Regions from separate parts of the Homo sapiens genome. Here region 1 is linked to region 2. Evidence: read pairs that join two places in POLR2A ChIA-PET (ENCODE). Cell type or tissue: MCF 10A. All regions are shown on one strand. Region 1 overlaps LOC105378208 (a long non-coding RNA gene). Region 2 overlaps NR3C1 (nuclear receptor subfamily 3 group C member 1).

Evidence for each region. ChIA-PET counts read pairs that join two places held together with the same protein. Peaks named below come from ENCODE experiments on the same cell type or tissue, not always from the same donor. Only the 100,000 strongest peaks of a DNase experiment are listed, where the experiment ranks them.
Region 1: POLR2A ChIA-PET joins it to region 2 with 8 read pairs; 1 of 35 experiments calls an interaction of 5 or more read pairs at or near these places.

What each region holds. Positions count from the first base shown.
Region 1 is chr5:143,552,115-143,557,114 of GRCh38, forward strand. The region is part of intron 4 of LOC105378208 (a long non-coding RNA gene); the gene reads left to right. Among named protein-coding and RNA genes, the nearest start is that of MIR5197, 130 kb to the right of the region's middle. In MCF 10A, no CTCF peak of the experiment used is centred here; DNase peaks (open chromatin) are centred at 2,267 and 3,257.
Region 2 is chr5:143,354,036-143,359,035 of GRCh38, forward strand. All of the region lies in intron 2 of NR3C1 (nuclear receptor subfamily 3 group C member 1), which reads right to left. Among named protein-coding and RNA genes, the nearest start is that of NR3C1, 47 kb to the right of the region's middle. RefSeq lists an enhancer at 63-142. In MCF 10A, no CTCF peak of the experiment used is centred here; a DNase peak (open chromatin) is centred at 1,896.

The DNA of each region.
Region 1 (5,000 bases), 200 kb after region 2:
ACGAGACAATTCATTTCCAAGATGTTTCCTGCAAGTACCGTTGATGGTGCTAAATATTTATTAAGTGCCAGTGTGCTAAATTAGGTGCTGGTGGACAGTGACCACATTTTAGTCCAGCCCAGTGGGTCCAGAGAACACAAGGAGGGAAGATGTGGAGTTGGCCTGGTCCCCTTCCTCAGAGCCCTCAGGATTCACTTCCCAGATGAGGGGAGGTGATTTTAGAGAAGGTGTAATTATTATGTGTTAAGTGTTACAATGGCCCCAAGTGTTCAGGTAATTTAGATAAGAAAGTAGAAGGGGACCTTCTCCTGGGTGACTTGGTTGTTCCTGAAATGATTAGGTGCTCCTAAGTTTTAACTGAACTGGCTCAATAAAGAGTTGTTCAAATACGTTTTTGGGTCTGTGCTTTAACAATTGCTCTCTCACTTCCTTTAATTCCTCTGATTCCTGATTTAGCTTGAGCCATAGTTGCCTGTTCATGGCCAACTGTAGGTCATCCTCCTAGGTTCTAGTGATGTTTTCTATCGTCTTGATATTACTGCATAAATTTCCTAAATCCCCAATTACCTGCTGACCTTAGTCCTCAATTTCTCAACCATTTCCTTGAAAACACACTGAGCCTTCATAAATATGGTATTTTAGCATTGTGTTTTAACTAAAACTGGTATGTTAGTATCATCCTGTTGCTTCTTTGTGGTAAGTCCAGCTCTACCATCTGCCGTCTTTGTCAGCCATTGTGGGTCAGAATTGTCCACAGAGGCTTAAATGAGTGGCAGGAGGAAGCCATTCATGTGAGGTAACAACCCACAATGTAGAAGCACATGCAGCTCAGTGGGACTCAGTGGGGCACTTCTTGGCTGAGAAGGCTGTGTGGTATAGAGAACTTACTGGCTGAGGCTGGGCATGCTGTTTCTAGTACTGGTTTGAGGTTAAAAGTATATATAAGCTATATACAGCAGTGGACTGTGTTATCTATTTATTTAGGAACTGTTTGAGACAGTATTATACAAAATTCGTACTATACGGGGAGACTTTAATCACAATAGGCACTTACTAGATGGAATTCTGTAACACAACTGACTCTAGCTGTGGTCATGCACAAATGAGCATGATGGGCTTTTAACATTTGGTGTATTGTAAGACTATGGGCACAGCTTGTCCTTTAAAGATGTCTGCCTACAAAGGATATTTATATACTATGTATACACGTATAAACATATGTTACAGATATGTGTAAATTTTGTAAAAATCCAATTTAATTTAATAACAATTTACTGAGCACCCACTATGTCCAGACACTTTTCTTAAATACAAAGGTCGATCAGAAATAGATCCTGCCCTCAAGGAGTTTAGTGCCATCAAATGAAATACAGACTTATTCCCTCACTCCTTCCTGGCAAGGGTGGGTACAGTTTCCAAGACCCAAGAGGCGTTAAACCATTCATTTATTGCTTTAGCAATCACATTACTTTCTAAAGTTGTCATTTGGCTTGGGTTGGGTGGTAAGATACAGTTTGTTTTTTTCTCCTACTTTTTTTTTCAATAAGCTTTCAACTAAACCAAAAAACCCAAAAAACCCTAAACGTTGCAACTAATTTCAATAAATTATCGTTTAAGGTTTCTTCTATTTTGGCATATAACGTGGAAACTATTTTTATTATGTGAAGAGAACGACAGCTTAGTATTAAGTGTTTAAACTAGACTCAACCCAGGTTGGTTTTATTCATGAAATATTACAAATAGTTAATAAAAGCCGGGGAGAGGGAGAACAAAAAATGCAGTTGAAACAATGAGTAATATGTCAATGAACTGATGACACTTCTCATGTCCTAAAGATAGTTTTCGAAGGTGGAATATGAACTGAGAAACACATTTAGCATAAACGAATCTCTCTAATCTCTTCCTTTGTATAATGACCTTTCATTCACTCAATAAACAATGAGGACTGACTATGTGCCAGGCATTTTGCTAGGCACAGAGGAAATGGGAATAAACTAGCTATAGTCCCTGTCTTCAAGGAACACATAATTTAACTGGGGGAGCTAAGTGTGTAAACACATATGTATGGGAGGTGAGGGACTTCTAAAACTTAAATATGCCCATATGCAAAGCTATGACTGGTCAGAATTTTTATCTCCGTATCATGGACACTAAGATTTTTTTTAATCTTGTTCATGGCATTTCATATTAGTCACCTACTCCATTTGGCAAAGCAGAGTACATGTCATAGACTTGAATTCTGGTCAGAGTCCTGCCAACTTCTAGCTGAGTGGCCTTTGGCTAGTCATACCATCTCTCTGAGAATATTGCCTCATCTGACAAAAATGGAGTAGGTTTACCGCAGGAGGATGTTGATATGAGAAAGTACTTTACAAAATGAGAAGTGCTGTAGGGTATGGCTGCATTCTTACAGCTGATGTTTCATCTGGATGATCTCTAAATTTTCCAGTTTCCCATCTTGCACTTCCAATAGACCAAGGAGTCCATGGATTAATAGTTGGCTTCCAAGGTTAGGATTCTAGCTGAGATCATTTGTAAAGTTTTGGGTATATATGCAGATGCATATTTTTCTAGTTCCTCAGGTTTCATCAGATTCTTAAAGGGGTCCATGGCTGTAAAAGAACCCAAGACTACTAATCTAGACAGTCTCGGAGTTTTTTGTGGGGTGCAGAGAGTGCCTTGTTTATCTTTATATCCCAATACTTATATCATAATGCCCTGTGCAAAGTAAGGGCTCCTAAATTTGTTACATTAATAAATATCAAAATGGATAAGTGCTATGATGACAAATATTAACATTCAAAACAAGTCTGGCCTCATCCCAGGGATGAAACATTGAATTCTGATGAAGCCTGTCATTGGTTGTCACACAGGGAGAGGTGCCAAATTCAGACTTCTTTCCTTATGTTTTCAACCAACTTGGGGAAGCTCCTTCTCTGCTCTTTCTTGAATTTGCGGATGGTTTTGTTCGTTTGACTGTGTCAAGGCTGAAGGTCACTCAGTCATACAGGCCTCCTACAGACTCTTTTCTGAGCACATGGGAAGGATCTGGTGAACACACGCATCCCGCTGGAGAGGGCTTGTTTGAAAAGCTGAGCAACTTTGGAGGAGTAGACACAAACCTTTCAGGCATTTGCTTATGTCTACTCTGACTAAATGTTTCTTACACAAATGCAAATATTCTAGTACTAAGACTTTCTTGCACAACTACTTGAGATTGTAAAGTCTATATATGTGCCTCAAACATAAACATTATTGCAACAGGTTAGGAGATTGGCCTGTCAAATTGCATCACAACTGGAGGCAAAGTGCAAGGTTGTCCATTGCATCATGATAGCAATATTGAAAAGCTGAAAAACAATCTAAGTGTCCATCAAAAGGAGGCTTGCTAAAATAATTATCATATAACTTAACAATGGAATGTCAGTAACCCATTCAACAGAGTGAAGTAGTGTAACGTTCAGTATTTCATTGTACAATAAACAATGATTTTTTTAAGTGAAAAGTTTATTGCTTTTAAAACACCTTTTATTTTAAAATATTTGTGTACTCACTAGATGTTAAAAAATAATACAATAATCCTACGTATCTTTTACCAAGCCTCCTTCTATGGTACATTTAAAATATATCTTAAAGAAAAATATAATAGGTTGCAGAATGGAAAATATGGTAGGATCCTATTTATGTAAAAATAAAAGTATGGCCGGGCGCGGTGGCTCACGCCTGTAATCCCAGCACTTTGGGAGGCCGAGGCGGGCGGATCACGAGGTCAGGAGATCGAGACCATCCCGGCTAAAACGGTGAAACCCCGTCTCTACTAAAAATACAAAAAATTAGCCGGGCGTAGTGGCGGGCGCCTGTAGTCCCAGCTACTCGGGAGGCTGAGGCAGGAGAATGGCGTGAACCCGGGAGGTGGAGCTTGCAGTGAGCGGAGATCCCGCCACTGCACTCCAGCCTGGGCGACAGAGCGAGACTCCGTCTCAAAAAAAAAAAAAAATAAAAAATAAAAGTATACCAAACTGTTGACACTGGATATCTCTGTGGAATGGAAAATAACATGCAGCAGGAAAAGGAGGAAAATGAGAGATTTTAATTTTTTTCAAGACTGAGTCTCTCTCTGTCACCCAGGCTGGAGTGCAGTTGCGCGATCTCAGCTCACTGTAACCTCCACCTCCCGGGTTCAAGTGGTTCTCCTGCTTCAGCCTCCTGAGTAGCTGGGACTACAGGCACACACCACCACACTTGGCTAATTTTTTGTATTTTTAGTGGAGACGGGGTGTCACCATGTTGGTCAGGCTGGTCTCGAACTCCTGACCTCGTGATCCGCCCCTCTTGGCCTCCCAAAGTGCTGGGACTACAGATGTGAGCCACCATGCCCAGCCTTAATTTTCTTAATTTATAAATATCTATACTATTTAATGTTGCTGTCATTATCTACATATTTATATAGATGCCTATATATCTATATGCAGATATAAATACATACTTCAAAAAGGAAGTATTACTTTTATTTAGAAAAATACCTCAAATAGCAAATTTAGGAGAATAATTTCTATGATGGCAAATCCAGGCTCTAAAAAATTAGTTATTCTCAGCTTGACAGATTTTTTTTTTTAAAAAGGAAGCTATGATGCAGGACTATATTATGAACATTTGATGCCTATTGTCCTAGAACTCAACACTGCAGTGCTTAGACAATATGTCCTGTAAGACGGTACTGTTTGTGAACTACAAGATATATTTTCCATGATTCCATGGATTGTTGGACCCTGTAGCCAAGACTAGAACACATACTTGGAATCCAAAGTATAAGGTAATTCTAAAAGGCCTTGGTTTCTGTATTATAAATATAACTGTACTAGCAGAATTATGTTTTGACCATTTCTCCCTAAGCCACCATTGAATGGGCAGGAACCACTGAGAGCTAGAACTCAAATCTGGCCTTGGTATGCAATCTTGACTATTTTAAGCTCTCTGATTCCCCATGTGCCTTTTATCAA
Region 2 (5,000 bases):
TACACTTTTATGTTACAGCGCTGGCTTCTTTCCCTAAACCTCATCAACCGACCTCTGCTAGCTTCCAATTTTTCTTCTGCAGCTTTCTCACCTCTCACAGCCTTCATAGAATTGAAGAGAGTTAAGCTTTGGCTTAAAGGAATGTTGTGAATGGTTTGATCTTCTGTCCAGACCACTAAAACTTTCTTCGTATCAGCAAGAAGGCTGTTTCACTTTCTGATCATTCACATGTTTGCTGGAGTAGCACTAGTTATTTCCTTCAAGAGCTTTTCCTTTGCATTCACAATTTAGCTGTTTAGTACAAGAGTCCTTGCTTTTGGCCTGTCTTGGCTTTTGATGTGCCTTCCTCACTAAGTTTAGCCACTTCTAGCTTTTTATTTAAAGTGAGAGACATGCAACTCTTTCACTTCAACACTTAGAGGCCACTGTAGGGTTATTAATTAGCTTAATTTTAATATTATTGTCTCTCAGGGATTTGAGAGTCCCAGGAAGAGGGAGACAGACAGGGAATGGCCAGTTGGAAGAGCAGTCAGATCATGCGCAATATTTATCAATTAAGTACGGTGCCTTATACAGGTGAGGTTTATGGTGCCTGAAAACAATTAAAATAGTAACATCAGGCTGGCACGGTAATCCCAGCACTTTGGGAGGCCAAGGTGAGCGGATCACCTGAGGTCAGGAGTTCGAGACCAGCCTGGCCAACATGGGGAATCCCCATCTCTACTAAAAATACAAAAATTAGCCAGGCGTGGTGGCACACGCCTGTAGGCCCGGCTACTGGGGAGGCTGAGGCAGGAGGATTGCTTGAACCTGGGAGGCAGAGGTTGCTGTGAGCCAAGATTGAACCACTGCACTCCAGCCTGGGTGACAGAGCAAAAGTCCGTCTCAAAAAAAAAAAAAAAAAGAAAAAATCAAAGATCACTGATCACTGGTCGTAACAGATACAAAAATGATGAAAAAGTTTGATATATTGAGAGAATTACCAAAATGTGACACAGAGACACAAAATGAGCACAAGCTGTTGGAAAAATGGCACTGACAGACTCGCTTAATATAGGGTTGCCACAAACCTTCAATTTGTAAGTGAAACAAAACAAAATAAACACGCAATATTTGGGAAGTACAATAAAACAAGGTATGCTTATATCTAAATATGACAGAATACCCCTATAATGGCCACAGCTATTATGTTATCAATTGTTCTTAGAAGCAATACCAGAAACATTTGGAGGGCTTTACTAAAATTCAGATACCCAACCCCAAAATTCTAATTTAGGAAATCTGGTATACAGCCTTGGAATTTGCCAGGTGATTCTTACTTGATACTTAGCCACTTGGGCTGAGGTGGGAGGACAGTCTGAGCCCAGGAGTTCAAGAATACAGTGAGCTAGGATCATGCCACTGTGCTCCAGCCTGGGTGACAGAGCAAGACCCTGTCTTTAAAAAATAATAAATAAATAAATAAATACATCTAATGGGGGAAAAACTCCAAAACTCTTGGTTTCTAAATATCATATAACATTTTCCCCCCAAATAGTGATGGTCAGTAAATTAAATACATTGAAAGTAGGGCAGAGAAACTCCCAAATGTGATCCTAAATAAATCAACATAAGGAGCAAGCCAATTTGAGAAATTCCGTTTAACTATAAAACCACCCTTTAAAAACTTCTCATTATCATGTTAAAGGTATTCAGATTCAATGAAACAGTACTAATAACTTCCAGGCCATTCCTAAAAGATCTTATAAGCCCTAAAAGACCTTATGAAATACTTAATAATTAGTACAGTTGTGCCTTTAATGTTTAAAAGAGGCAGAGACAAACAAGTTAAAAGGCATTTTCCTAACCCTGACTGTGAGTCACAAGCTTGATGCTGCCTGAAGCCAACTGGCATGGTGCCCATTTACAGTAAGTTGTTTACTCCCTGTCTACCAATCACACCACAGAGAAGGAATGCCTAGAGACATAGAGTGTCTTTTCAAGATAGATCAACAGAGAAAGAGGAATTTATAAGTTTATTAAATTGTTACAGATACTGTTTTTAATATTGCTCCAAAATATTCCAATCCACTTTCCATAATCTCAGCATTTTTAAACCAAATAACTAGCCCTCAATAGACAAACTTACAGTAATAGTTTATCAGTGGAATGGGTAGTATCCTCTCATCAGTTTAAATATCTTTTAAATAAAATTTTTAAAGGACACAATATCGATCTTAAAATGGATTTGAACTTAAGCCAATTAGACTGAAGTTGATTTAAATTGTTTTAAATAACCAATTTTTAGCATAAAGACTGAGAGCTTAATATTAATATTAATATTAAGAAATGGAGCATCCAGAGAAATAGAAAATAGAAAAAATGAACCCTGATTATCAAGAGAAAAATGGGTGGGAAGTATCTGTCTAGTATATCAACAATTTCACTTAATTCCCAAGCCCAAATAGCAGAGCAAATCACTCCAGTAACAATATTTAATACTTTCTTTGGACCCTCAGAGCTAGTCTGGACTGTCCCTTTCCTCCACTGCCCTGTTTTTAGTACATTATGCCCAATAATTTTGGAGTTTTGGTTCCTGCAATCTTTTGATCCTATAGTGATATTTCTGCTGCTGCTTCTTTTACTTTTCTGTTTCTCACAATTTGTATTTCTCAAAAAAAAAAACACACGCAAATGTTGTCACATTATTAAATTACTAAATTATCCTATACTTCTTTATAAACATATACTTTTTGCTGAAAAAGCTCAGTGCTAATGATCATCAGATGTACGTTACTTTTCCTTTTAAGAGCCCAAATGAGAAAGAATATACACACAGAATACTAGGATTAGTTTACAGGTCAGAGTACACACGTTATTTCTAAGATCTTACTAGGTGCAAGATTTAAGTTAGACTTCAGTCAATAGGTAAATAAATAAAATCAAATTCTATCTTTGTCCCAATAGTTAGTACCTGGAAAGGTGCTGGATTCATGACCTTGGAAATTGTATAGTTTATAAACAGAATTTCGAAATAATGCTGAGGCAGCAGTGGTACTTCCTCACCTCTTCAGTGCTTGTATTTTAAATCCAAAGGGCTAAAAAAGCATCAACTGTAAATAGGTTGAAAGTTACATATTTATAACGTATTGCTAGTGTATTTGCCACAGGAAAGCAAGTTTGTCAACATGGTAAATAGCTTGAAAAAAGATTATGCACAAAGAAAATTCAAATTTAGATTGATACTTTAATAATTACAGGGAAAGTTACATTTTTTAGATAAATTTCTAGCTTCCACTTTCTCTTTAAATTTTAACCAATGGGAAAAAGAAGAACAAAAAACACCACTTTGTCAATTTAACAAAACTATATATGGTATACAAAATTGAGCATAGCAACATGAGAAAGCTGAAATTGGAGAAAATCAAAAAATACACGTTTTACCTAATAAGTGAAAAATAATTCTACAAACATTTAAAAAGAATTCTGTAATCCTCAGTGTGCAGCTGCATTGGCAAAAGGCAATTTAAACCCACCTCATGAACTACAAACAGGGGAATGCCATGCTCCCTTTCTCTTGCTCTCCTTCAGTTTCCACACTTAAAAAATTTCCTAGAGCCACGTAGATTCCTAGATTCCACACTCACTTTTTCTTTTTATGTTGTGCAAGGTAGTATCTCCAAAATAGAATTTCTAACACTCAATAAAAAAGAAAATTCTGTGCAAACATTTTAGTTGTCTTCACTGAAAAATACATATCTTCATAACTGCATTGTAATTTGTCTATTTTAAGGTGGTATAGTTACTAGAAGTTCATAGGCCATTCCGAAAGTCTCCCTTCATCTTCTCTTATTACTCCTCACCTTCTCTTATATATTTTAGACTTCCAGAACTAAAACTAGTTCTTTTGGTTAATAACTAACGTAAAACCCTGAGATAACAAAAAAACGTAAGCACTTGAGTGAACGAATAAATACTAAATACTTGATCAAGCCAAACGATAGTTCTTTCATCTGAAAACAGAAAAGTTAAGATGCCTTGATCGTTAAGTTATTGTGTACTACTGAATAGGAAGTTTATGTTCTGTAAAGCGGGTAAGGATTTGGGTAGATTTCTCTTCCCATCCTCTCTTGCCAGCAGCACTTCCCGTTCACCACCCCAATAAATTAAACATTTACTATATACAGAACTCCCCACCTAAGATGTTTTTTCTTAATCATTCAGTGAGACCCATGTTAGCTCAGCAGTGGACATAAGAGGACATGAGAAAGGAAGAAAGGCTCTGGGACAACTTCTACATTAAAAGCAAGTTTTCCACAGGAGTAACGTATTTAATTCTGAAGAGGGATAGCCTTATAATGTTCATTTTGATCATGAATCATGAATATGATAGCATCCTTTGAACACTTTTGCCATTATAACCATCTAATATCTGGTACCATTAAATATTTGTGGAGAGAATTATATTGTGTAAATATTAGCAAAGAATTCCAAACATAAGAGCCTCCTCTTTGCCTTTAGTTTTAATCAGTCTTAATCCATTCTTGCTAAAACAAGAGTTTCCAAACCCTTAGCAAAATATTTTCTTTTAAAAAATTAAATCTTGGCCGGGCGCGGTGGCTCACGCCTGTAATCCCAGCACTTTGGGAGGCTGAGGCAGGCGGATCACCTGAGGTCAGGAGTTCGAGACCAGCCTGACCAACATGGAGAAACCCCGTCTCTACTAAAATTCAAAATTAGCCGGGCATGGTGGCACATGCCTGTAATCCCAGCTACTTGGGAGGCTGAGCCAGGAGAATCACTTAAACCCGGGAGGCAGAGGTTGTGGTGAGCCGAGATCACACCATTGCACTCCAGCCCCGTGAACAAGAGCAAAACTCCATTTCAAAAAAAAAAAAAATTAAATCTTATGCAGAACCTCCAATACGTAAGACAGATAAAAGTTGCTATTTTACTGCTAAAGCTTCCTTTGTACATTCAAATTTATAATATTAATCTGCATAGGAAGCAATCAGTAAGAT